Regions from separate parts of the Mus musculus genome. Here region 2 is linked to region 1. Evidence: chromatin contacts called from ENCODE Hi-C or POLR2A ChIA-PET data. All regions are on one chromosome and are shown on one strand. The core of a region is the stretch at or near the end of the contact, and the rest is flanking DNA. Distances in the headings are between cores, read along the strand shown. Region 1 holds the start of Dcbld1 (discoidin, CUB and LCCL domain containing 1). Region 2 holds the start of Nus1 (NUS1 dehydrodolichyl diphosphate synthase subunit).

Region 1 (3,091 bases), core at 374-2,873:
CAGTGGCACTCCCAGCACTTGGGAAGCATGAAGAGGTTTGCTATGAATTCAAGAGTGGTGTCTCAAACCGCAAATATTAATAATAACAAGAAATTCAATAAAAATATGTAAAATGGGGTTGCAAGGATGTCTCAGAGGTTAAAAGCACATACTGTTCTTTCAGGCTCACTTCTGCCTGTAGCTGCAGGTCCAAGAGACTAGTTGCTTATGGTCTCGGTGGGTATCTGCACTCAACGTGTACATCTCAACCCACACACAAATACACATCACTAAAACTAAATTTTCTTTAAAACCCACACCAAATAAATGTAGAATGTTACAGTTTCAAATATCGACTTGAGAAAGTGTCTTCAGTTATTAAGACATCCAATGACTGGAATATAGTTTGGTTGTTGAAAGGCTTGCCTTGCACAAGTTCCCGAGCGCCGCCAAAACTCAAACAAAACAGCATGTTTATAAAGCATTCATAAAACCTTACACAGTGCAATTCTAACACACGTTAGACTGTGTTACCGTAACTCTAAACAAAATAACTTCACTTTTTTTTAATGCTATCAACTTGCTGAATGTTTGGGTGAACGAATACATTGTTCAATGAAAAAAAAAAAATCCAGCGATGAGTTTAGCTTCGATTTCTGTTCCCCCAGAAAGCATAGCGGGGGCGGGGGCGGTATTCAAGTATTCTGCATAAACTCACTGCCATTAATTAACCCCAGTTACAGAGGAGCAAAGGCAGGAGGAGAGGAACAAAACCCGAAAAGGGTGGGGGGTGGGGGGGAGAACCCACAGAAAGGTGGCTCGTCCTATCCAAGGAGAACTAATTAAAGCAGATTAATGGAGTAGGGCCATGTAGGGCTGGGAAACCAGTTTCCTGCCTTAATCTGGTGGTCTGAGAGAAAATTCGGTGGCGCTGGAAGCCAAAGATCAGCTACCGAGGAAAAGCAGCCTGGGCCGCAGTCGACTCGCTCAAATACCCTTGAGGGACCAGAGTCGCAAGGTTCCAACTCCGATCACCACCGGACACGCGTGAGGCAACGGGGGCCCTGTTTGCAGTCGGCTCCGGGGCAGCCTCGCAGAAGAACCCCCTCTTGCAGGCAGAGACTAGGAGCTGGCGGGGCAACGCCGGGCGAGCACCCGGGGCCAGGCCACTCGCACCCGCCGGGAAGGGTCGGGAAATCTGGGAACTAAGTGGCCGGCCGGGCGGGGACACCGCGAAGGCAGCCGGGGAACAGGCGCCAAGCTGCCGGGCTCGTTTATGGGGGGGAAGGAAAGAGTATCGGGGCGCGATCCGAAATGCACCCTCTGACTTCAATCCATCCCCCGCCTGGCGGAGACCGCCCGCCTCTCGCCAGGCTCCCCCGAGGCCCACAACACAGCCCTCCCGGAGCCCCGAGTCCCCCACTCACCCAGCTCCTCCGCCTGCAACCGGAGCGGAGCACACACGGCGAACAGCAGCGCCAGGACACTCGGCCCACCAGCCCCGGTCCCCATGGTCCCGCCGGACTCCAGACCCGCAGGATCGGCCTCCCGGCCCGGCTCTACACTGCCGCTGCCCGCCTAGGGCAGCCTCCTTCGCGGCCCGGCCCGGCGCGGCGCGGGCACACGGCACAGATCCCTCTGGGCGGCCCGCGCCCGCGAGAGGGCGTGTCCTCCCCGCCCTGCCCCGCCCCGCCCCGCCCCCTCCCCGGGGTGATCAGCCGCACCACCGGTCTCCCAAGGGGGGCGCCCAGTTTCCCCCTCACCCCACCCCGCCCCCGCGCCACCTGCCCGGATTCACTAGAAAATGAAAATCAAAAATTCACCTGGCACGCAGGCTCGCCAGAGCCCGGGGGTTCACCGAGACTCCGCCCCTCTGGCAGTTTGTCAGCTCTACCCTAGAGCTGGTCTGCCAAGGCTATGCAAGGCATCTGAAATCTGATGGGATGATGGCAGTTCAAGTCCATTCATTCATTCATTCATTCATTCTCTCTCTCTCTCCATCTCTCTCTCTCTCTCTCTTCATTCATTCCGTTGTTTAACTCAACTTTCTACGCGGCTGGGTGCTTAAATTCACTCGGCATTTGCAGAGCTTAGAAATAATCGCTCACTACAAACTGCAGTCTGTAACATGGACAGTATATTTGGAGCACATTTGGAGAGATCTAATTGGATGGTGAAAAGGCAGCTGGGAGCAAAGCGAGAGTAAAAGACAGAGAGCTGAGTTCGTGCCCAGGTTGTTCAGAGGATTAAAGGGCGGGAAGGGGCCAGTTGGAGCTGAAGCTCAGTAGACAGGTGGGTGCCTGGCCAGATGTGGGAAAAGACGTGCAGAGTAGGACCAGTAAGAGATATGTAAACTGCAGAGTCCCCAGAGCAGTCTGGAAAACTTCAGACTGAGCAATGTTTGAGGCGCTCTCTGAGGTGGTGGGAAAGTCTTGAGATTAGGTTCGATGGACCGCGGAGGAGTTTAGAGCCCATTACTGGGTCGTTCAATTGGAGTCCTGGTCGTCAAATTGAACAGAGAAACGGTTAATACTCGTTTTAAGGACTGTCACCTTTAGGTCCCCCCCGTGACTTTCCTCTGCGTGGCCACAACCTTAGCTCTAACTCACACACCACCTCGTGGCCTCTGGGAATTATTACATCTAGAGTGCGTCGGGGTGGGGTGGTCTCGGCAGCTGAGGAAGATCAGACCCTCCAAGGCCAAGTGACCTTTGGAATTTTCTCCAACTCCAAGCCTAAGCTGACAGGTAGGATAACTTTTTGCCTTAAAAATGTTTTGTTGTTTTGAGATTGAGGTTTATCGTCTGTGTTCTGAGGGCTTCTCTTGTCTTCCTGGCTGGTATTGAGTAGTTTGCTAAGTAGCCGGAGGCTGACCTTGGAACTCCTGAACCTTCTTCCCCCACCTCTGAGATAGGGGAATACAGGCAGGCCTTCATATCCTGCCTGGTTTACACTTTAACTTTTGAGATTCCAAGTGTGATTTGGCAGTGGACTTTGCACCTTCCTTTATGGCAACCTCAGAGGAAAGACTTACAGCTTTCCAACTGAGCCTTTCTTAGATCTGAGTGTAGAGCCAGTCTCTGACTGGGACACATTCGCTTGCCTTCATGTT
Region 2 (3,108 bases), core at 483-2,982, 180 kb before region 1:
ACCCCAAACTCAAATACATAGCTGACAAAGATTTAAAGGCAAAACTCAAAATTGCTTCTCCGGAGCATGCAGGCAGTTTACCGGAGAAGAAAGCCGTCATTTTTCTTTCCTGCATACCAATCCTCCTGACTCACCCTACTCAGCCCATCTCTAGCTTTAAGGAAACACCAAGGCACTTAGACTTGACGGAAATGCAAGGCTGACATTTAGAGCCTCCTCTTTATCTCGCTCCTGGTCTTCAATCCCCTACTAACATTTCATCTCCTCTACCCCAACTCTCAAGTTCCTCCTTTCAGAATCTCCTTTCTAGTAGAAACACTCCCCAAATGTCATCCATCACCTCTGTGAGTGTGTCCCTTTCTCCCCTCCAGCCTGAGACGAAGGCAAAATTCCAAGAAATATATTTGCCATTATAACTAACGCTTTAGGCTTGTCATGCAGTAAGTGTTGAGTTCTGTCCTTAACAAACCCGTGGTGAAATCCACTGCCTTGATTACTTGAAGGAACACAAGTGTATCTAGTACTGTACTGGCCTCTAAGGTGAAATGGCAACACGTGATTTCAGGCCTTTTTCCAGGCCTATCAAAACTCTCACACACTTTTCAGAAACCCCATTCAAATGCCACCTAACTCCAAGAGAGCTCATTTGGAAATCCTACAATGCAGCTCACGTATAAAGCCGCCACTGCTTGGTCGCCCTTAAGATGAGTTCATTGAACCCCCTTGAAGAGACACTTTGAAGAGCGCACAGACTGGTTAACTCCCCGTTACTTTTATGACCTTGGGCAAATCAGTTAATGTTCTGAACGTCAGCTCCCTCTTTCGTGAAACAAAGCCAGAGAAAACCACCTCCCTTAACGGACTACATTAAATATCTTTTACATGTTACAAACACTAACCAAATCTAAAGACTTTGTCAACGTCAACGTTCAATAAGACTGATCTCCCTTCCTCGAAAGCACCAGCACAGTGTAAGGGCCAAGGGCTACCGAAACTCGCAGGGCCTGGAGAGGGCGGCGGCCTCGCAGGACGACCGGGAACAAACTAGCTAGAAACGTAGTCCTCAGACTCGGAAGTGCCTCGGTCACCCCACCTCCCACCCGGCCTCACCTTGGTGGTCGTAGACGCTAATGTAGGAGATCCCCACGGCCATACACCACACCACGAGGCTGGCGATGTCTGAGAAGCTGGGCTCCTGCACTTCCTCCGTGACCAACAGGCCCATGTGCACCGGCAGCTTCTGCAGGGACCGGACGTCCGCGCGCCAGCGCAGCCGAGGATGGGTGGCGGCCGGTCCCGGTCCCGGTCCCGGTCCCCCGTGCGGGTGCCGGTGATGACGCCGGTTCCTGCCGACGGCCCGGGGCTTGCGGAGCGTGAAGCCGAGCGGCGCTAGGACCGCGGCGGAGGCGGCGCGACAGCAGCGCCGCCAGATCCAGTTCCAGGTGCCGAAGCGAACGCGGAGCCAGGAGGTGAGCGTGAGGTGCAGGCAGAGCAGCGCGTGCAGCACCCGCCACACCAGCTCGTACAGCCCCGTCATACTCCTGTGGCGCTCGGGCACCGTCACCTCCCTCCGGCCCACACCCGCGGCGCGACAGGGTCTTATCCGCCCCAGCGGCCGGCGCGGGCCATCGCTCCGCGTCCCCCCACCCCCCGCGCCCGAGCCCCTCGCCACTGCCAACACCTCACCTAGCCCCCGCCGCCATCTTCCTCCGCCCTCCGCAGCCCCGCCCCCGTTAGTACATGGAGAGTTCTGATTGGCTGCCGGGGAACTCCGACGCGACCGGGAGTCGTGGCTGGAGCCGCCACCGCACTGCTAAAGAGAGCGTGCGCTTGAGAATGAGGCTGGCTCCGGGCCGCTGGCGCCCCCTGGGGATGAGGAGGGCGACGCGCCAACGCCTCTAGCCTTTCTCCTATGGAATGATTGGGCTGTTCCTCAGACTGAGGGGAGGATCTGCAGCTTGAGATTTGTTGCCTATCTCCCCCTCACGGCCATGACAGAAACGATTCCCAAGGAGTTAAAAGCAATCTAAATGAACTGGAAGTTACACAGAGAGAATCCACCACCGCATCAGCAAGTGTAGATGCTGGAAATCGACCACGGTCCCCAAACAGAAGTGTTCTTGTCCCCAAAGGCTCAAGTGTTCTTGGAGAGGTCTCATCACAGTTCTTTGTCCAATCTTCCGACGAGAATAGAACGTCCCAGAATGGGAATGAAGTCCTACAGCATAGGACCTGGAAACAGACTGTTAGGGTCTGACACTGTTAGGGTCCCTAACAAATCAAGCTCTGCCACCTGTCCTTCATAGACCAATGACACAATAGAAGGTAAATACAGAAAAGCGAAACTGATTCAATGTGGCCACTCTGAGAAGAGAATCAGTGCCCAGATACAGTTGGATCTGTGTAATACAGACATATTTTTTACTGTATAGCCCCTTTTCCCATTAGGAAATGTCTACAGGCCTTAATGTTTTGGCCATTGTCACCTGTTTTAATTGGTCTCATTTCTGTAAGAATTGCTTTGCTTTAGTTTAAAACGTGAGTCTCATGTCCATCTGCAAGTTTTGTTGCCTTTGGCAGGAAATGCCTGTGGAGGAATTTTAATTGGGCAACATGGCTCCTCTCAATAACCGTAGCCAAAGATATGATCTGGCCATGATCCACACTGGATTACAGTATGATCTGGCTGGAATACACACACTCCCTTAGCACATACCTGTAATCCCTGACAATGAAGATAAGGCTAGTTTGTTGAAGGAAGCATCCATGTTTGAAATTGATGTTTAATTGAAGGGCAAAGTTATGAATCAGGAAAAAAATTGAGTGAGAGATAGGATACGTCCAACTCACAGAAAAACAGACAGGAAACAGATGCTAGTTATGGGAGGGAGGAGAGAGAGAGAGAGAGAGAGAGAGAGAGAGAGAGAGAGAGAGGTGGAGTGGGGAGGTGGGTAGTATATGTGTATGGCAGTTTTACAAAAACAGTTTTACTGAGATAGGTTACAGAGGGAACAAACTAGATACAAGTGAAGACAGAATGAGTCAGAGAATGAGAGTCAGAACATATTAGAACATATTGCCAAAGTTAGTATGAAGCCAGTCAGAGCA

What was found. Hi-C counts contacts between places; a loop is a spot of excess contacts on that map. ChIA-PET counts read pairs that join two places held with the same protein, here RNA polymerase II (POLR2A).
Region 2: a map of gastrocnemius shows a loop between it and region 1 (2.1-fold over the local background). The contact joins the promoter of Nus1 here to the promoter of Dcbld1 in region 1. A Hi-C loop is called at or near these places in 1 of 37 maps with a recorded cell type or tissue (gastrocnemius). POLR2A ChIA-PET finds 5 or more read pairs at or near these places in 2 of 5 experiments (Patski and embryonic stem cell).

What each region holds. Positions count from the first base shown.
Region 1 is chr10:52,232,151-52,235,241 of GRCm38, reverse strand. It overlaps Dcbld1 (discoidin, CUB and LCCL domain containing 1), which reads right to left and starts at 1,623. Exons shown (of 11, transcript NM_025705.4): 1 at 1,407-1,623. The coding sequence starts at 1,491.
Region 2 is chr10:52,416,171-52,419,278 of GRCm38, reverse strand. It overlaps Nus1 (NUS1 dehydrodolichyl diphosphate synthase subunit), which reads right to left and starts at 1,732. Exons shown (of 5, transcript NM_030250.2): 1 at 1,111-1,732. The coding sequence starts at 1,537.